2 separate regions of the Homo sapiens genome follow, and region 2 is linked to region 1. Evidence: chromatin loops called from intact Hi-C (ENCODE). Cell type or tissue: CD4-positive, alpha-beta T cell. All regions are shown on one strand. Links, peaks and the distances in the headings refer to the core of each region. The heading gives the core; the rest is flanking DNA. Region 1 overlaps CGN (cingulin). Region 2 has its middle 7.9 kb from the start of S100A10.

Region 1 (10,566 bases), core at 2,180-7,179:
TATACGTAAGCCACCTGTAGGCTTTGTGGAGCTGAGTAAACCTTTCCTCCACCGCAGAAAGGCAGGCACCAAGGTCCAGCTCACTCAGACTGGCCTAAGCCAGTCTGGCAGGTGCACTTCCTTGGCAAGAGGCCCAGGAGGCCCAGTCAGCTTAGGCTCTGGGTGGGGCTTGTTTTGCAGAAGCTCTTTTACTGACGCTGCCCTTATATAGTTGGGAGAGGCGGGACACATTGCCTTAAAAGGAATTTGTGTTCGTGAGAAAGGATGAGCCTTGACTTTTCCAGTTGCATTTTCTCCCCAAGCCTAGGCTGGGATCTTGAGGGCCTAGAAGAGAGGGTTGGCCAAGCAGGACCCTGGAGCTTCGTCCCCGCCCAGCTGCTCTTGGCAGATGGCTTCTTCACTTGGCTGTGGTCCACAGAGACAGCAGACAGAATACTTTAGGAGGAGGTCTGACCCACTCCTGAAGGGATAGTACTCCTATACCTGGCAATAGGCTCTAGTGAAGGGCCAGCTCCCTCTTCAAGGCAACACTAGGGCAGGAACAGCAGAAATGTCCCTACCTCCCAGTTAGGGACTGGGTCCTATGTCAGTTAGGAATGAATGAGGATTTTTCTACCTGGGAAGTGAATGCTGGGGTTATCACTATGACCCAAGGGAATAAAACCCAGTTCTGGTCTGTTCTACTCTAACCCTCAAAAAGGCATTTACTGCTGGCCAGGCGCAGTGGCTTATGCCTGTAATCCCACCACTTTGGGAGGCCGAGGTGGGCGGATCACAAGGTCAGGAGTTTGAGACCAGCCTGACCAACACAGTGAAACGCCATCTCTACTAAAAATACAAAAATTAGCTGGGTGTGGAGGCACGCGCCTGTAATCCCAGCTACTCAGGAGGCTGAGGCAGGAGAATCGCTTGAACCCGGGAGGCAGAGGTTGCAGTGAGCTGAGATCATGCCATTACACTCCAGCCTGGGTGACAGAGTGAGACTCCGTCTCAAAAAAAAAAAAAAAAAAAAGGCATTTACTGTCCTTGTTCTTCCCAGAAGGTTGTTCAGGAGAGAAGAGAATGGGGCTGCTATAAACATCTCCAGGTTTCGTAGGTCCCATCTGCTCTGTTCTAAAGGGCCTCTGAAAAGTCAGGTGAAGAAAACTCCAGCTTCGGCTCCTAAGCTGTACAGTTAATATGACTTCATAAAATCTGGACCTCCAAATATGCCAAGAAAAAGAATGAGAAGACAAACCAAGGATTTCAATATAAATGTGTAATTTTAATATTTAATTTAAAATAAAACCAAGGCTGGATTGGATTGGGAAAGAACGTTTGATTTGCAGAAGAATATAGGAATTTTTTTAATCACGACATTACAAGTCATTTGTGAAAACAGCCTTCCTCCTGCCACCGGCTCCCTATACAACCTGCTTAGGAAATATGGAGGTGAATCATCCCCCTTACCTCTTCCCTACCAGGGCTTGGTTCTCCCCAAAATCCAAAGGAGAAATAAATGTCTTCCGTTGCCTCTTCCCATTTTTACAGTCAGCTTCTAACCCCTTGCAAAGCCCTGAATCAGAGCCAAGCACCTCAGAAAATGAGGGTCCCTTGGTTCTCTTATTGAAGTTGGGCACATGTGGTCAGAGAAGCCCCAAGGAAGGCCACAGGGACTGACACCTTTACTTTTGGAATTTGTGCAGCCAGTTGTCAGGGCTCCCAGGTGCAACCACCTTATAACCATATCCACAGTCACAGAGGAGGGAGAGGAGGAAGGATGAAAACCCTGAGCAGGACCAGACCCCCGCCACTTTATCATGACCCTACCAAAGTCCCTCTCCCAGGGGTCATTGGCAGAGAAACCCCAACAGCTCTCTCAATCAATCACTGGGGCAGCAGGGAAGGCTGAGGGCCCTGGCTGGGGAAAAGCTGGTCTTTGGAGAGGTATGAATGTGCAGATATAAAAAGCAAGAAGAGCATCCTTATCTCCTTGCCTTGGCTAAGGCACTGACAGGAAAAATGCAAGGTAGGAATGGCAAAGAGGGGAAAGGAAGAAGACAAAAATATAGGAACTGGAGGGGTATGGGGACTACCACATGGGCCCCATACTTGTGCAAAGAAATGGGTAGAGCCATGCCTGCATGTCTGTTACCCATAACATTCCCCTCACCCTGCTCCAGAGTGGAAGGAAAATGAGTTGCAGGAATCCAGGGAGCACAATAACATAGGGTATTTCCCTGAGCCTTAGGGTTAAGGGCTAAAGAATAAAGCTTTATACACATGGCAATTTCTATCCCTTCCTATCCTTCTCAGTCCCCATCAGCCTAATGCTGACCATCCTTCCACTATAAGAGAGATGAGGGAGGTGTCGGCACTTGAGGAAAAGGCTCAGTTGGCTTGAAATGTCCACTCCTACAGTGGAAAGTCCATCTATCAGCTTATTGCTGATGATTTTTTTTTTTTATCACCATCACTCTGACCCCTCCCTGTCTTAGGTCTGAATAATTGGGTCACCCATAGGAATGCAGAACCCAGGGTGGGCAGAGCAGAGCAGCACTTGCTGGGATAGGCCTCGAGCCTGGTTTCTGAGTCCTTGAGGACCACGAGCTAACAGGAGCTGGTCTGTAGGTTGCTCTCCGTAAGCAGTGATGCAATGGACGAGGGATCGTAGACACTGTCGAATTCCTCATCTGAGCTCAGCCCTTCGTTTTTGAGAGCTGACTCAGCAGCTGAGCGGGAAGCTTTGCGCCTGACTCAGAGAGAAGAATAATGGTTGGGGAGGGGAAAATAGAAATATTAAGACAGCCACCCTTTTTGTACAAAGGAAACCCCAATTCTTCTAAGGCCTAAAGTTTATTCACAAAATCCCCAACTAATCAGATTTGGGGAGGTACAGGATGGTGGCTGAGATACTAATAAATAAATATACTGGCTTCCAACCAGAAACAAGTGACTACACAGTACCATGTTAGAGATTCTCCTCCTTATCCAGCACAGGAGAGACCATTCCCTCCCTGCTCTAGTGTCCCTATGGAGCAAGGGCAAAAGGGTAGCCCATACCAGGAGTCCTTCTCCAGAGACTTGATCCGGGCCTGGAGCTGTTCATTGACCTCATGCTGCTCCTCCACCTCACGCTGGGCCTTCTTCCTCAGGCCGTCCAGTCGCTCAATTTCCTCTTCTGCTTCATCCACCTGACGCTTCAAAGCCTTCACCCTCAGGCTTAGCTGGGCAGGATACCAAGTCCACACATCTGAATAGCATCTACTACCATGGCCTGGGACCCTCCCCCATAACAATCTTGACAAGGTATAATTGCCGCTGGAAAAATGTGGCCTTGGGCAAGTTCCTTAACCTCACATGGTTGTCTTAGGGATTAAATGTATTAACACATGTGTAATACTTACAGAACCTAGCACATCATAAGCACTCAATATATACGCTTACCATGACTTCTCTAGTCTAGTCTTTTCAATCTAATCTCTGTCCTTATACAAGGAAAGTCTAAGTTTGGAGGACCTATAGGAGATAAGGGCCTCCCTTGGCTTTCAGGAAAACATATAATATATACCTGCCCCAGGTTGCTTGGCTCCAGGGTGCCATGTCCTCACCTGGTCTTTCTGGTCATTGACATGCTGCCGCTCGTCTTCAATCTGGATGGATAGTTCTTTAACTTTCCGCTCCAGTTTTCGATTGGTAGACTGCAGAACTGTCTTCTCCCTAAGGTGAGGTAGAAGAATGTCTATGAGTGTCCCCATTTCTAAGGGAATCCTAACTTGGCCCCCTACTGTCCCCAAGGACTCCTCTCAGCCATGAGCTCCACCATTAGACTGGGCAGGATCCAGGGCAGATTCAAAGAATGAGGGAGAGTGACGTCATTCACATTTCAGAATTTCTGCAACACTCTTTGCTCTCTATCAGGAGAAAGTGTTCCCTAAAGATCAGGCCAGGCTGGCCATATCTGAGGTGGAAGATGGAGGGAGCCACAGAGGAGAAAAGCCAAGAGGGAGGGAGGAAGAAAAGGAGGGAGGAAGGGAGGAAGGATAGGCTTATGTCACCTCTCTTCAGCCTGTAGCCGCTCCTGCAACAACTGATTCTGGGACTCAAGCTGAGAGAGGCTGGCACTAGGCTTCTGGAAGCCTTCTGAGCTGGCCAACCGGGTCTTCAGGTCCTTGTTCTGAGAGGGACAGGAAGCCTCCACAGTTAGCACTCCACTGGCCATTTTACTCACCTCCTGGGGTCCATCCCTAAGAATCCTCCCCTCCCCCATCACCTGTCTCTCCAAGGAGATTTTGTCACACTCCAGGTCCTGCCGAGCAGACCTTTCCTGCATGAGCTCTGTCCTCAGCTGATCCACCTAGTGGGGATGGGTGAGAGGACCAGACTTGGGGAGGGCTAAGGATGAACCAGCAAGCTGAACAAAGTGAGGCTGAGTCATGGGAGGATGGTCTCTGAACCCTGAATCCAAAAATTCCCAGGCAACTAAAAAATCACAGCCTATTCAAATGGGAGGGGCCAGAGAATGCAAACAGAGCCTCCTTCGTCCCTCCAGGAACTAGTATCCCTTGTAAACCAAAGAAGCCCCAATTCAGGTCAGAGAACAGCCCAGGCCACCAGGATCCCTTCCTCCATGCAAATCATTGGCTTCTTTCCACCCAAGGAAACTGGCCAACCTTTCCCAAAGCAGACAAAACCCTGAAGGAGACCCAGCCACGCACAGATTCGGCAGCCAGATGATGAAAGATGGGAGGGTAGAGTTGTTTTTGAGAGAACCAAGAGGTGATGCAGTCAGGGGTAAACAGAGATGAGGGGTGGGGGCGGTTACCTGGTCCCGGCCACGATTCACCCGATCTGTTAGCAGCTCCACGGTGTTCTTCTCCTCATCTAACTCTGTTTCCAGCCGTGAGACTTTTTCCTAGGACAGAAGAACAAGTAATTCTGTCCCAAATGCTGGACACCAGAATGCCAAACTCAGACCAGGAGCCTCTCAAACTCCAGCATTAACAGACTTTTCTCTCTTGCACATCCCAGTAACCTTTTGGTACTTGCCTGGACCCAGAGCCACTATGGAGCCAGCGCCCTCTACTGACCAGATGTGGCATCATGGGCAGGTCGGGGCCATGCTCTGGTGACGGCCCTTTGACAGAAAGGCAAACCCCAGAATCTACTCTTCATTGGAAAACCTTATTTCTCTAATGGGAAAAGAGAGAGAAACCCAAGTACCTGGGCCAAGGCTGAGGTGAAGAGACTCAGAAACTGAGGTACTGGAGGCAGTACCACGTAGAGGCTAAGAGTATGTACATGGGACCAGACTGTCCAGTCTGAAAATCAGATTTACCACTTCCTGGCAGTAGACCATGGACAAGTTCATCTCTCTGTGCCTCAGTTTCCTTCATCTGTAAAATGGAGAAAACAAGACTACCTACCCCACAGAGTTATTCTGAGGATTAAGTCTTAAGTGCCTATCACACAGCACAATATGTTTGCTGCTGCTATTATTATTATCAAATATAGCAAACTGAAGAATACTGTTCACTCTAAAGGGGAAACCCACTGCTCAGCTCCAGCCAACTGTTGCCATGCAGACTCAGGACAAGACACTCAGTATTACCATATCTGCCAAATACAAAAGAAACTAGAAATCCAAATTTTTAGGTGACCTCTATAAATTTCTAAACATTGGCAATTGATTCAAAGTTGTTGAAAATACTGCAGCCAAACAAAACTCATCAACTGTGGGCTGTCGGTTTTGACCGCTAGTACAGAAAGAGGCTTGGAAGTCCCACCCTTTTTCCACAGGTCACACCTCAGTGCCCTCACCTCGAGACCCTTCAGCTGCCGGGCCCTGTCGTCCTGGGAACGCTTCTTGTTCTCTGCCTCTTGCTCCAGCCCCTGCAGTCGCTGGGCCAGTAGCTCTTTGTCCAGCCGGGCTGTGTCCCGCTCAGCCTGGGATGCCTGCAGGGCCTGCCGCAGCCTCTGGATCTGGGCAGGGGGTAAAAATGCCACAGCTCAGTGTAGTGAGAAGGTGAGGGTTGAGGGGCAGGAGCAGTCCAGCCCAGTGGGCAGAAACATTTCATCACTGTCACTCTTTAGAATTACCAGTGGCATGATGACAATAAAAAGCAAACTGACTTTTCATCCATTTTCTTTTTTTTTCATTTTTTAGATGGAGTCTCGCTCTGTCGCCCAGGCTGGAGTACAGTGGTGCGATCTCAGCTTACAGCAATCTCCACCTCCCAGGTTCAAGTGATTCTCCTGCCTCGGCCTCCCGAGTAGCTGGGACTACAGGCATGTGCCACCACGCTTGGCTAATTTTTTGTATTTTTAGTAGAGACGGGGTTTCACCGTGTTAGCCAAGATGGTCTCAATCTCCTGACCTCGTGATCTGCCCGCCACAGCCTCCCAAAGTGCTGGGATTACAGGCAAGAGCCACTGCACCTGCCCTCATTAATTTCCTTTATTGTTTTTGTTTTTGTTTTTTGAGATGGAGTCTTGCTCTGTCGCCCAGGCTGGAATGCAGTGGCACAATCGCGGCTCACTGCAACCTCCACCTCCCAGGTTCAAGCAATTCTCCTGCCTCAGCCTCCTGAGTAGCTGGGACTACAGGCATGCACCACCACGCTCAGCTAATTTTTGTATTTTTAGTAAAGACAAGGTTTCACCATGTTGGCCAGGCTGGTCTTGAACACCTGACCTCATGATCTGCCCGCCTCAGCCTCCCAACGTGCTGGGATTACAGGCGTGAGCCACCGTCCTCAGCTTCTTTATTGTTTTTAAAGTCTCTACACAACTTGGAATCACCTGAGGAGTTTTTTTAAATTCTGATCCTGGATCCCATCCCCAGAGATGATGACTGAAGTGGTATGGGATACAGCCTGGGTGTGGGGATTTTTAAAAATCTCCTCAGGTGGCTCTAAGCTACAGAATTTGAAAATCACTGCTCTACAGACAATATATTCCTCCACCCTGCAAGTCATTAGACCTAAACCTGGGCCCCAGGGACCCTTGGCCACAGGTTCAGTTAAGAGGCAAGGACCGGGCTGGGCGCAGTGGCTCATGCCTGTTATCCTAGCATTTTGGGAGGCCGAGGAGGGCGGATCACGAGGTCAGGAGATTGAGACCATCCTGGCTAACACGGTGAAACCCCGTCTCTACTGAAAATATAAAAAATTAGCCAGGCGTGGTGGCAGGCACCTGTAGTCCCAGCTACTTGTGAGGCTGAGGCAGGAGAATGGTGTGAACCCCGGAGGCAGAGCTTGCAGTGAGCCAAGATCGCGCCACTGAACTCCAGCCTGGGCGACAGAGTGAGACTCTGTCTCGGACAAAAAAAAAAAAAAAAAAAAAGAGGCAAGGACCTTCAAACCCAAGGATATTAGACTTCTACCTCATCCTGAAGTCGGCTCAGTCCTCCAGAGGTCTTCTCAGCCTCACTGGCCCAATCCTTGGCCTGGCGCTGGGCATCTGCCACCTCCCGCCGGGCCTTTTCCTTATAATCCTCCAGCTGGGCCTGGAGCTGCTGCAGGGCTTGCTTAGAGTCCTCCCCGATCTTCTCCAACTGAAACACAGAGAAAAGGGTCTTCAGCACTGTACATAAATGACCCTCTCCAGGCCCAGACTCCCAAGACTCTCCCCTAAGGGTCTCCTTCCTGACAAGGCAGCCCTCTCTTGCTCTTTCCTGGGCCTAGGTTCCTAGTATAGCTAATAGTTATATACAGATGTCTGGGTTCAAATCCTGGCTCTACCACTTACTGGTGACCATGTGCAAGTTACTTATCTCTCTGGGTCTCAGTCCCCCATCTGTAAAATGGGATTAAAAATAGTAACTATATCACAAGGTGTTGTGAGAATTACATTAGTTAATTATGTGAAGTTCTGTACTTACAACAGTGCCTGATACAAAGTAAGCCTTAAATGACCATTTCAGCAAACCCAAGGTGCCAATGATTATACGGCGTACCACTAAGAAAAATATGCCAATTAAACTATAACATACCATAAGGTATAAGACACAACTCTATTTCAGAAATGATAAAATGTGCATTTTTCATTGACAAATGATAAGATGTGCATTTTTCATTGACAAATGATAAGATGTGCATTTTTCATTGACAAATGATAAGATGTGCATTTTTCATTGACAAATGATAAAATGTGCACTTTAGAATTGATGTAACATATTACGTGTTTGCTCTTGCTTTACAAAAAGATTGGGAGGAGAACCTTAGCAGCAAAAGCAATTTATTTCCTTTTCTTTTTTCTTTCTTTTCTCCTTCCCCTCACCCAAATTTAAAATTCTACCAATGAAGATTTTTTTTTTTGACAGGCTCTTGCTGTAGCGCAGTGGGGCAGTCACAGCTCACTGCAGCCTCAACCTCCTGGGCTCAAGCAATCCTACGTCAGCCTTCCGAGTAGCTGGGAATACAGATGTCTGGGTTCAAATCCTGGCTCTACCACTAATTAGCAACCATAGGCAAGTTACTTATCTTCTCTGGGTCTCAATTCCCCATCTATAAAGAGAAACTGAGGAACAAGCCACCACAGCAGGCTAATTTTATTTTTAAGTAGAGACAGAGTCTTATTATGTTGCCCAAGCTGGCCATTGAAGATTCTTGTATTTAGGTTTTGTAGACTCCCAAGGGAGAATCCCAGGAGATGTTCTCCAAGAATGAAGACCATAAAGGAATAGGATGTAAGGGAAAGAGCAAAAACATGGAGGGGAGGTAGGAAGGATGCCCCTTCCAGAAGATTTGGTCTTGGTCTTCCTAACAATGAACTTGAGGAAAGCAAACATCACACATTCTTTTTTTTTTTTTCTTAAGACAGAGTCTTGCTCTGTCACCCAGGCTGAAGTGCAGTGGCATGATCTCGCCTCACTGCAACCTCCACCTTCCGGGTGCAAGTGACTCTCCTGCATCACCCTCCTGAGTAGCTGGGACTACAGGCATGAGCCACCAAGCCCGGCTAATTTTTTGTATTTTTAGTAGAGACAGAGTTTTGCTATGTTGGCCAGGCTGGTCTCAAACTCCTGACCTCGGGTATCTGCCTACCTCAGCCTCTCAAAGTGCTGGAATTACAGGAGTGAGTCACCGCACCTGGCCATAATCATCACACATTCTGACTAACCCCTCTCCCCCAAGCCCCTGTCCTCTCAGGCCAGCTTCTGGATGAGCTGGGCCTCTTCCTAAAGGCCCAGAATACCCCATGCCCCACCTCCTTGTTCAGTCGGTCCACAGTCCTGTCCAGCAAACGCTTCTGCTCCTCCAGCTCAGCCTTGCCTCGCCGGAGCACCTCCCGCTGCTTCCCTTCCTCCTCCAGGGCCCGGTTCAGTGTCTGCTGCTCCTGCCCCAGGCGGGCCAGCCCCCGCTGAGCCTCCTCTAGGCGTGCCTCCAGTGCCCGCTTGGCTGCTGCCAGACTCCCCTCCTCTTCCTGGGACGCATTCAGGGCCTCCTCCAGCTGCTGTTTCTCTGCCTGGGAGGTAGGGAAGCAGGGTTGGACTGAGAAAAGGTAAAACTTGGGTTCAAGTCATTTGGAGGTGGGTAGCTGGGCAGGAGAAAGGAGGTATTTATGAAAATGATGTGCAATGAAAACAGGCTCCTAGCAAAGAAATCAGGACACATAGAGCAAGCAAAGGGTGAGAAATAAGAAACAAAACTACCAGTGCAAAGACTGAACATTGGCGCCAAAGTATACACCAGGAAATAAACCCAAGGTTAACAGAGCAGGTTTGGGGAGGCAAAACAGATGCACACTAAGGGCAAAGTGAAACTGATGGCTAACTACTTAGCATAGGAGTATTTCACCAGGGCTGAGCAGAGAGGGCTGGGAGGGCAGAACCACTGACCTCCAGCCGCTGCAGCTTGTCCCGTAGTCGTGCCTCCACCGCTTCCCCACCATCCACCAGACCTCGAGTCTCCTTCAGCTGCTGCTCCAAACCCAGGATGCGCCGGCGGAATTCGTCATTTTCCTCCTGGGTCTCCCGAAGCGTCGTCTCCACTGCGGCCCGCCGCTGCCCCAGCACTGTTGCCTCTGCCTCGGCCACCATCTTAGCCTAAGGACGGTTCAGGGGGTGGCAGCTCAGACCCCAGGGCGTGGCAGCTCAGACCCCAGGGCTTGGGGCCATTGACCACACCCAGGAAAGCCATCCCAAAGACAGCCCATAAGAATGAGGCTTAAAGAGAGCAGCTGCCACCAGCCAGACGCTTCTCTGAGAATCCCACCCCTACACAGATACAGGTATCCTCCCCCTGCCAAATCCTGGCTTCTTTGAACCACATGCCTAGGACCCAGGAGCTGGTCAGTACATACCCATGACAGGTAACTTTCCACACCCTCTGGCTCCTCAGCCCTCCAGACACCCTCAGCCTCCACCTCCTAAGCCCTGTGCCCACTCCCCTTGCCTTGGAAGCCTCTTCACAGTCCTGTCGCAGTTGCTGGAGGGTCTTTTGTAGCTGGAGGTTCTGTTCTTCCAGCTCCCGACCTCGATCAGCCTCGACCCTCAGGACCGCCAGCTGCTTCTCCAACTCCCGGTCCCGGTGTCGCCCAGCCACCTCCTGGCTCTGCCGTTCTGCCTGCAGTTCCTTAAGCTCC
Region 2 (10,566 bases), core at 2,588-7,587, 470 kb before region 1:
CACAATAATGCTAAACCATATACTGTTACCATATGGTGACAGGGGGCTCCCCAACCCCTCTATACTCCTCTGAAACACATTCAAAATCGACTGGAGCCAGAGACATTGAGTTTTGCCTTTGGGCAAGTTTAGACATCCACAGGAATGAGTTGGGGCACTGCGACAGGGAACACCAGGCCACGACTTTCCCTGCTGCTCCTCATCTGCCTCAGAAGCTGCCCCGCTGCAGGGGGGGCCTCAGCCCCTAGGTCTGGAGTCATCCATTTGCCTCTTTTTTTTTTTCTTAAGACAAGGTCTCACTGTGTCACCCATGCTGGAGTGCAGTGGCACTATCTTGGCTCACTGCAGCCTCAACTTCCCAAGCTCAGGTGATCCTCCCACCTCAGCCTCCCGAGGAGCTGGGACCACAGACATGTGCCACCATGCCCAGCTAATGCCTTGCTTCAGAGTATTTCACTGCTTGCACTTGCTTCCAGTCCCCCAGGACCCAGTAGGCATGCACCTGGGAAGGACACAAACTGGCTGTGCCCCTATATCTCTGCCCACTTTCGATCCCTACAGAGGTGGGCTCCATGGGGCAGTGACCTGAGATTTGCTTACAATGGGATCCCTATCACAGAGTAGGGTCTGGCACCTTATAGGCGCCCCATGAATGCTCAGTGAAAGAAGGCATCCGCCACAAGGTCCTGGGTAACCAAGAATTATTCAATTGTGGCCTATAAATTTTTAATCCTAGAAGATATCGGAATGAGAAACATGAGGGGCTTTCAAAAGTGGCCAGTCTCTTAAACCATTATACTGGCAGGTGAACCATGTCACTTCAGACTACACCTTAAGTAGCCAGGATATCTAGTTATATCTATATACAGATAGATAGATATTTGGTGATATAGACATATGGCCATATCTATAGCTATGGAGCTATAGTGCTATATATATATCACCAAGTGTATTTACCAAAATATGCACAATGGTTGTCTCTGGATATCCCTTTTTTCTTTATATGTTTCTGTATTTTTCATTTTTCTCTCAGCGGATACTCAGTAACTTTATAATCAGAAATATAAATATATAAGTGTTAAACTTTCAATGTCTCCTCACTCAAAATAAGGCTCAAATGTCTTTATTCAGCATCGGAGGCTCTTAGTGATCTGGCCCTTTGTGGTTTCCATGTCCTGATCTCCTGCAGCCTCCGAACACACACCCCACGCACCTACAAACCTCCAAATCATCTGTATTTCTCCAGGGGCTTCTCCCTTACTTCATTTTCCTCACCTTCCTTGACTGGCTCTTACTTATCTGTCAAGATTTTCTTTGGCTCTTACTTATCTGTCAAGATTATCTTTAAGTACCTCCTCCTCCAGGAAGCCTCCCTAACACCCCATAAGGTCCAGATATCTCTGCTTTCTGTTCTGCACTCCAGCAACAATCAGAGTCACCTCGGCCATGATAATAAGAAGTAAGTGTTGCTTTATTTGTCTTCCTGCCCTGTTAGACTGGGATTCCAAAGGCAGGGACTGTATCTTTATTTCTGTATCCACAGTGTTTAGGTAGTGCCAGGCATAGAGTTGGCACTCAGCAAGTACCTGAATAAATACAGACAATCCCTAACCTACAATGGTTCAACTTAACAAAGACTTTTTGACTTTCTGATGTTGCGAAAGCAATACACAACCACAAAGTTTCAGACTTTAAATATTGGTGATTCTTTACCAAAAAGTCTCTGGGCTGAATTTTCAATTTACAATACTTTCAATTTATGATGAGTTTACCTGGACATAACCCCATCATAAGCTGCGGAACATCTGTATACAAAAAAATGGATTTGTAAAATATAATGGGTTTCTCAAATAGTCGTTATTATATATATATATATATATATATATATTCATATTCATTTTGAATATGAAGAAATATGTGCAGGGAGGTTAAGTGACTTGCCTTAGGTCACAAAGCTAATGAATGAGAGAACCAGAGCTCAAATCGATTGTCTAATCTGCCTTCCACTTCACCACAGCTGCCACCATGAAATAGTAACAAGAAAAAATATGCATGATCATGTGTCGGGTCAAGTTGATGGACAGGTGTCTCATACCAGGAAGCTTTTCTATCAGGAATAGACCTTCACAACAGTCACGGATAATGTATTTACTGTTATGGTTTAAGAACAGATTAAGCTAAAAAGTTTGAATGTGTTTTAAAACATTTTAACTCATTTCTTTGCTGGAATAGATGATAAATTTTAAGTCATGTTTTTCAAAAAAGAGAAACTGAGCATGCTCAGGCTGATGTGGGCTATAGGGACACTTCCATCATTGCACTCTTCCCTTCCTCAGATGCCTCAGGACCACTCTTCTTATCATCCTGTGTTGATCACTGATTTATGGTTCCTGCCAAAATCCACTGAGAGCATACTCTGCTCAGAACACACAACACACCAAGAGAAATCTCTCCCCAATGAACCAACAAGCATCAAGGGAGACAAATGAGCAGATAGGCAATTTCCCTACTCTATGATAAGGGCCACGAGAGGCTAAAGGAGCAACACCCAACCCCAGTCTAGGTGAGGTTGGGGAGGCTTCATGGTGGAAATCACATCTGGCCAAATCCTAGCGGCTGTCTGGTCCTACAATCTGTCCCCAGCCAGTATGTCTACCTTCTGGCCTCCTTTCACTGCCTTCCATCACCACTTGTCTCCTCACCTGGAGTGTGAATTCCTCAAACGGAAGGACCATGCCGCCTTCATCTGTGCATTCCCCACAGCACCCAGCCCAGCAGCTACAGCCAAATGACAGACTCCCAATCTAATGCCCTCACCACTAGATGGCTGAGCCTGGCTGGGGAAAACTATGCTGGAGCCAGACATCCTGCCAGAGTTCCAGCCTGACTGTAAGCTGTGCAGGGAGCCATAGAGTGTTGCCCAGGAAAGAGTTATCTATGAACCGACAACTGAGAGAACCAGTGTCTACACACCCTTCCTTGCAGGTCACCACGTCAGGGGTGGGGCAAACAACTTAAGACTAATCACAAAGCAGGTTGTTTTCACCTAAGAAACCCCACCAGCAGCTTAGCAGCTTAGTCTGCACCTTCCTTCCCAAACCAGTGCTCCTCCCTGCATTTGGCAGGCACCAGAGCACAAGGTGTCCAGGTCTGAAAACTTCTGGCAGTTCTGCTCCTTCCTCTCCCTATGGCCAAGAGCTCAGTAGCAGTAGCCTGCAGATTCTTCCTGTTCTTTCTCTCAAATCTGTACCTTCTCATCCACCCTTGCCACCATCATTCCAGGGTGGGCCTCCCTCATCTCCTGGCCCTCATTTTCTCCCAGCTTCACCCCATTCTCACATCACAGCTGCTCTCTCCTCCACAGCTGGCCGTGGTCCCTCCCTCTATGATTTCACTGTGTCTACCAACACAGTGATCAAAGGAGAAGGAGGCTGGGAAGAGCTGAGGGCTATAGGATGATCTCTGCTTAAAGACACAAGCGGCTCCAGAGACTGGTAAATTTTGAGAGAGAATCAGAAGCCAGAAAAAAAAAGCTTAGGTTTCATTGCAGAGTGGTCAATTTTTTAGCCTGGAATTCAAAAGCATCAATAATCTAGCCCTCATCCCTCACCCAATCCCTCTTTCTAGCCACTCTTGCTGTTCCTCCAGTGTGTCCTGTGCATACTCCCCTTGGCATCTTCCCTCGTGTTACTCCTCCCCCAGGACTACTCTTCTCTCAGCCCCTGTCCCATATGCTCAATCAAGCCTATCAAATCTGACCCAACCTACAAATCTCACTTCAAATCCTATGTCACCCATGAAGTTATTCTTAAGAGTCCAGCCAAGAGGGAGCCTGCTGTTCTGAAGTCCCCCGTGCAGCACTGCCCACACATGCTACCTCACCTCAGTGCTGGTTGTGAACACTTCTCATGTTCCTGCCCAGATTGTGGTTATGTTCCCAAGCAGCTGTCATCGCTGTGGTTCTACCAAGAGTAAGGCAGAGTCGGGTGGTGACAAGAGGGGAGGCTTTGAGACTAAGCTTATCTGGGTTCCAATAGGACTATATCAATGCCCTTAGGGAAGTTATGTAGCCTCTCTGAGCTTCCTTTCCACATCTGAAAACAGACTGGCTATCTATTTTACAGGGCTTTTGTTAGATTTACAGATAATATACATAAACCACAATAATTATTACTATAATCATAGCACTAATCGACCTAAAATATTTCTTGGAGTGATCATAAGAAACAAATAAGATAACATATGAGACAGAACTTCATAGAATATAAAATTATTGTGTTAATTTTTAACAAGAAGACTTGGAGTATGTTTGTGGGGGTTTTTTTGTTTTGTTTGTTTGTTTGTTTGTTTGTTTTTGGCAGAGTCTCGCTCTGTCTCCAGGCTGGAGTGCAGTGGTGCGATCTCGGCTCACTGCAACCTCCGCCTCCTGGGTTCAAGTGATTCTCCTGCCTCAGCCTCTCAAGTAACTGGGATTACAGGCATGCACCACCACACCAAGCTAATTTTGTATTTTTAGTAGACACAGGGTTTCACTATGTTGGTCAGGCTGGTCTTGAACTCCTGACCTCAGGTGATCTGCCTGCCTCGGCCTCCCAAAGTGCTGAGATTACAGGCATGAGCCGTGTCCAGCCCATTTGTGTTCTTCTATCAAATGGCCATATGTTGGTCATATGACCATACATTGGTCACATGATACAAGACCTCACAGATGCCCCACTAATTACCAGCCAGTACATCCTCCAACAGCTAAGCACTTTAGCTTTCAGAATATCTGTGCTCAAAGCTGTTAGAATGAATTCACTTAAAAGTCAACCAATAAAACTGGTGGAATCCTATGCTCAAACTGAGGTTTTGGTCCATATGGTACCAGACACTAGTTCAACTTAACAACCTATTTTCACCTATATATATATATATATATATATTTTTTTTTGGCGTCTTGTACACAGAGCATTACTTTTCTCACTGCTCAAGCCCAGAGAAATGCTGCCAAAAGCAAGAGAAAATGGGGTAGGATGTCAACCTAAATCACAGCCTCCATCTCAAGCCAACTAGGTAATCTTTCCAGCCCCATATTCAATCCTCTGGTTTCCAGCCAAGGATTTCCTGCCTGGGCCACTCAAGAGAAAGTAAACCCCACTGTCAAGCTATTCCCACTGTGGCCACCAGAGGGTCCCACAGCATTAGCTACAAAGCAAGAACACACCCTTTCCCAGTAAATTGTCCATTTTAAATATTTCCAGAAAGCCTTATGGCAGCCTCCCCAGCTTTCAGCCAATAGGACTGCCCAGAAACCCCAGAGCTAGCTGCTGCTAACATTGTTGAGGCGTCAGTTCATACCAAGCAGCCAGCATTTCACAAGGGGTTTGAGTCACTGGGGCCCCACAGAGTCCAATTTCTGTGGGTCTGAGCTCTCCCCAGCCACATTCCAGTATCATCAATGAACAAAGAGTATCTGTGGCTTCAGTAACTGTTTCCCTTTGACACAGCATCCAAATGTTTGCCTGGAACACCACTTGCTCTCAAGTTTTAATGAAGAGAGGAGAAATGCACCCTATCAGTCTGGCAGACCACAGTCCATGATAGGCAGGTCATGTCTTGCAGAGTTCTCCCCGAGTGCCAAACACTGGGATTCAGACAAGCTAGCATTCCGTTCTGCCTGATCACTTCACTGAAGGTGAAGAGTAAGTTGTCTTCTCCTTGGAAAAGGACATGTCCAAGATCACACAGCTAATGAGGGGCAGAGAAAACGTGATTTCCTCCCAAGCCTGTCTGAAACTCCAGAGTCTGCACTTACAACCACTATATTACATAATTGTTTTATTTTTTCCATTACCAACAAAAAGGGTTGACCAGATCCCTGTAGCTCAGCTGTACTCCCTCTCGGCCTCATCCCATGTCACACTTGCCTTGCTTCAGACACACTAGTGGTTTTTCAATTCCTCTAACAGACCCAGCTTCTCCTCATCTCTGGGCCTTTTCATGGGCTTTTTCCTCCCCTTAGGACACTTCCTCCCACCCCTCCTTTATTTGCAATCCTAGTTTCTCTTCCTCCTCTAAGGCTGGATTTAAGTATCCCCTTCTCAGAGAAGTCTTTCCTGATTTCCTACCTAAAATGGGTCCCTTCAATTCTCTCACTCAGACTCTTGATTTCCCATGATGGCACTCATTATAAACTTACCAAATTTTTGTATTAGTTTCATTTTCCCCTCTATTTCTATTTTATTTGCCTTCCTGAGGTAGGAGGTGGGACTTGATGCCAGAGGCGGAGCTCAGACACCAGATCAGATTGAGGACTAGCTAAAACAGGGCTTGGGCAAAAGCAGCTTTCAATCAGACATGCCCATTAGTGTGCCATGTCAATTTACCATTGCCATGGCAATATCTGGGCAGTTACTACCCCTTTCCATGGCAATGCCCCAATGACCCAAAATCTACTACCCCTTCCCTAGAAATTTCTGCATTAAACCACCCCTTAATCTGCATGCAATTAAAAGTGGGTTATATAAATACAACTGCAAAACTGCCCTGAGCTGCTGCTCTGTGCCTACTGGGTAGCCCTGCTCTGTAGGAGTACTCATGGAGCTATAACACTGCCTCTTCACTAAAGCTGTTTTCTTCTACCTCTGGCTTGCCCTTGAATTTCCTAGGCAAAGCCAAGAACCCAGTGGGCTAAGCTCCACTTTGGGGGTTGCCTGCATCATTTCCCACTATAATGTAAGGCCTGTGAGTGCAGAAATTTGTCTTAGTCATTGACATATCTCCAGGACCCATAACATGCCAGGAATTAGTAGGTACACAGTAAATATTTGATAGATTATAATTGTTAGAATTTGCAGCTCACCTGTAGGAGAAGACAGGTGGTTTTCGACCCCAATCTAACAGCTATCCTATTTTTAAAAACAAATTTAAAAAGCTACACTTCTTCAGCTTCTGCAGCTCCAAGAGATATGTTAGCACAGCAAGCACAGCCTTGGTGGAGTCCTCCCAGTACCCTAGACAGAAGTCTGCTGAAAGGCATTCACGAATCACACACACTAAAAACCCTGGGTGACAGAAGAGCCCTGTTTGGCTTCCTGACAACTGCCCCTCCACAGAGTGGGAGATCACACAGAGGAGGTGGGGATCTGCCTTCCAGAACCTGCTGCTTGCTGAGCTGGATGGCTTCAAGTTCATTAGATGGTTCAGTCTTTTCCATCATCCCAGAAGATAGGTGGAGACCCAGGTTCATAGTGGTGAAATGAATTGCCCAGAGCCATGCAGCTAATAATGCCCTTTTTCACATTCTTTAGCGGCTCTTATTACCTTAGGAAACTCCTTAGCAGAATATCTCAGGCACCCCAGGAAAGACACCTTCTCTCAAGACTCATCCCCATCCAAGACTCTAAAGGACGCTGCACTCTCCTCATGCAGAACAGCAGGTAGTTCCTGGCACAGACATAGTACCTCACAACTCCATCAGGCACATGCCTTTCCCTCCTGTCTGCCCCCACACAATGGGGCTTATTCCTACTTGTCCCTTAAAATCCACATAAATAAGTGAAAAAAGATAGGTCCTGATAGAAACATATCATAAGGAAACAAACATGAGGGCAGATATATTTATTCAAAAGTAGTCTCTGATATATAGTTAGCTTTGACAGTAAAAAATTAGAAACAACCGAAATGTTCAAAAAAATATGGGAAATGTTTAACAAATTATAGGATTTCCCTATTTAGGGGCTACTAATACAGCCATACCTGGGTTGGTTGGTTTGTCTTCCTTTTTGGATTGCCAGCAAAAAGTCTTGACCAGATCACTGTAAATCAGTGATTCTCAACTGAGGAGGCAGGAAGAAGTGCTAAGACTCCTTCCCAAGGTATTGCAATTGGTAGGTAAAGTTTATACAACTATGATTCATGCTGTTGACATGGTGTCTGGGCAGACAGAATGTTGAGCTGGGTTTTCACAGGTTTCCATGTGGTACAGGGCACAGCTTGATACACATCAAGAAACAATGACACTATGCATTTGCTAAGACCTGTGTGAACTTTGCTTCATAAGTATCTAAAAGAGTGACCAGGGCAGTAAGTAGTTCTGCTCAAACAATGACACTATGCTGAGGTGTCATCAGTATAATAGTGTAATTACTACACATGCAAATTAATCCTTTCAAATGTGCAGCCAAAAATACTAGCACTCAATACCAGCACTTTGTTAAGGTTATGCTGTAGCAAATAAACATTCAAATTCCAAGGTTCTTTCTCACCCACATAGCTAGTCCAATGAGGATGTTCCTGCTCAGCAAGTGATTTTCCTCCATACAGTGATTCAGGTACCCAGGCTCTTTCCAATTATGACTCTTCCATCCTTAGAGCCTTGGAGTCCTGTCAGGTGGAGAGAAAGAATATGGGAAAGTCACCTCTTTACTGCCTTGGCCTGCAAGTGACACATATCACTTCCAGTCCCATTGTGTTGGTGGCTAGTCACATAGTCCTACCTAGGGGTATGAGGTGGTAGAAATATAATCCCTAGCTGAGCGGCCAAAACTCTACACAATGAAAAGAGGAACACACATTTCTGGTAGATAGCCCACCTTCTGTGCCACAGCCACAAACCCAAAAAAGTTGAGGGTAATAGGATTTTGTGGCTGTGCCACATGGAGAAGTGGTAAAATTCCCAATACTGCCTCACTAGTGGATCAATCTCTCCAGCTCCCAACATTTTGTACATTGGAACCTACTTCAGCCCTGGTAGAAGATTTGAACATTGCTTTCTCATCATTTCAGAGACCACATGGATGGGGCCTCTGCTCTCATTCCTCCAGTGGCCATTCAGTTGGCTACCCTCCTGCTAAGACACTATCCTTGCTGGGCAGCTCAGGCTTAGGCACTGGTCCCTGATGCCATCAGTTTTCTCTAGGGAAGCAGAGCTGGCTTCACTGAATGCATGTAGTTGACAAGGTATAACTACTTCCTGGAGAAAGAACTGCCTGGGACCCCTTTTCCTAGAGAGACTATAAGCATGGCTGATACTTGAAGCTTTATGGACCTGCTAGTACACAGAGTCATTAAGAAACCACATGAGGCCAGGAAGAGCAAGGTGTGCTGACCATTTTCATCACTGTATTCCCAGTACTCAGCACAATGTTTTAGAAACCCTGCAGCATCCTCCTGGAGATGCACCCACTAGGGCCTTAGAGTTCTGCTGGCAGATTGGAGAAGAGAGAAAAAAGAAGACACAGTACAGTACAGTTGAACAGTTACTTGTCAAATAAAAAGGTGAAAAGAATGATTTAAATGAATAAACATATGATCTTGATAAATATTTAGTAACATAGGAAAGAGTAAGAACAAAAGGAAAAAGTATGGGACAAAAATAGAAACAGTCATGTGTCGCTTAATGATGAGGATACGTTCTGAGAAATGTGCCCTTACACGATTTCATCCTGCAATCATCATAGAATGTACTTGTACAAACCTAGATGGCATAGTCTACTACACAGCTAGGCTGTATGGTACAGTCGAGGACTCTGAGGCTACAACCCTGAATAGCATACTGTAGGCAATTGTACTACAATGGTAAGTATTTGTGTACCTAAACATGGAAAAAGTGTAGTAAAAATATGGTATAAAAGATTTAAAATGCTATACAAATAGGACACTTACCATGAATGGAACTTGCAGGACTGGAAGTTGCTCTGGGTGAGTCAGTGAGTAGTGAGTGAATGTGAGGGCCTAGGACATTACTGTACATTACTGTAGACTTTAGAAACACTGTACACTTAAGGCTACACTATGTTTAAAACAGTTTTTCTTTTATCAATGATAAATTAACCTAGCCAGATGCAGTGGCTAATGCCTATAATCCCAACACTTTGGGAGGCCAAGATGGGTGAATCACATGAGGCCAAGAGTTCGAGACCAGCCCGGTCAACATGGTGAAACCTCATCTCTACTAAAAAAAACAAAAATTAGCCAGGCGCTGTGGGACATGCCTGTAATCCCAGGTACTCGAGTGGCTGAGGGACAAGAAGCACTTGAACCCGGGAGGCGGAGGTTGCAGTGAACAGAGATCACACTGCTATGCTCTAGCCTGGGCGACAGAGGGAGCCCCTGTCTCAAAAAACCAAAATAATAATAACAAATTAACCTTAGATTACTGTAAATTTACGTTATAAACTTGGAAATTCCTTTTTCTTTCCTTTTTCTTTTTTTTTTTTTTTTTGAAATGGAGTCTCACTCTGTCTCCAGGCTGGAGTGCACTGCCACAATCTCGGCTCACTGCAACCTCCGCCTCCCGGGTTCAAGCGATTCTCCTGCCTCAGCCTCCCAAGCAGCTGGGAGTACAGGTGCGTGCCACCACGCCCGGCTAGTTCTTTCTCTGTAAGATGGGGTTTCACCACGTTGGCCAGGATGGTCTTGACCTGTTGACCTCGTGATCCGCCCGCCTCGGCCTCCCAAAGTGCTGGGATTACAGGTGTGAGCTACCACGCCCAGCCTAACTTGTAAATTCTTTAAATGTTTGACTCTTTTGTAATAACACTTAGCTTAAAGCACACATTATACAACTGTAGAAAATATTTT

Evidence for each region. Peaks named below come from ENCODE experiments on the same cell type or tissue, not always from the same donor. Only the 100,000 strongest peaks of a DNase experiment are listed, where the experiment ranks them.
Region 2: it touches region 1 in a loop (3-fold over the local background); 6 of 110 quality-filtered maps call a loop at or near these places.

Annotation. Positions count from the first base shown.
Region 1 is chr1:151,529,370-151,539,935 of GRCh38, reverse strand. It overlaps CGN (cingulin), which reads right to left. Exons shown (of 21, transcript NM_020770.3): 11 at 10,377-10,566; 12 at 9,821-10,027; 13 at 9,190-9,447; 14 at 7,364-7,534; 15 at 5,800-5,961; 16 at 4,805-4,894; 17 at 4,253-4,336; 18 at 4,038-4,156; 19 at 3,591-3,699; 20 at 3,043-3,206; 21 at 1,244-2,731. The coding sequence ends at 2,590. Among named protein-coding and RNA genes, the nearest start is that of TUFT1, 5.7 kb to the left of the region's middle. RefSeq lists an enhancer at 366-882. In CD4-positive, alpha-beta T cell, for the core only: CTCF peaks have their summits at 4,859 and 5,059 (motif pointing left); a DNase peak (open chromatin) is centred at 5,065.
Region 2 is chr1:151,996,509-152,007,074 of GRCh38, reverse strand. No RefSeq gene overlaps it. Among named protein-coding and RNA genes, the nearest start is that of S100A10, 7.9 kb to the right of the region's middle. RefSeq lists a silencer at 7,808-8,102. In CD4-positive, alpha-beta T cell, for the core only: a CTCF peak has its summit at 5,233; a DNase peak (open chromatin) is centred at 5,164.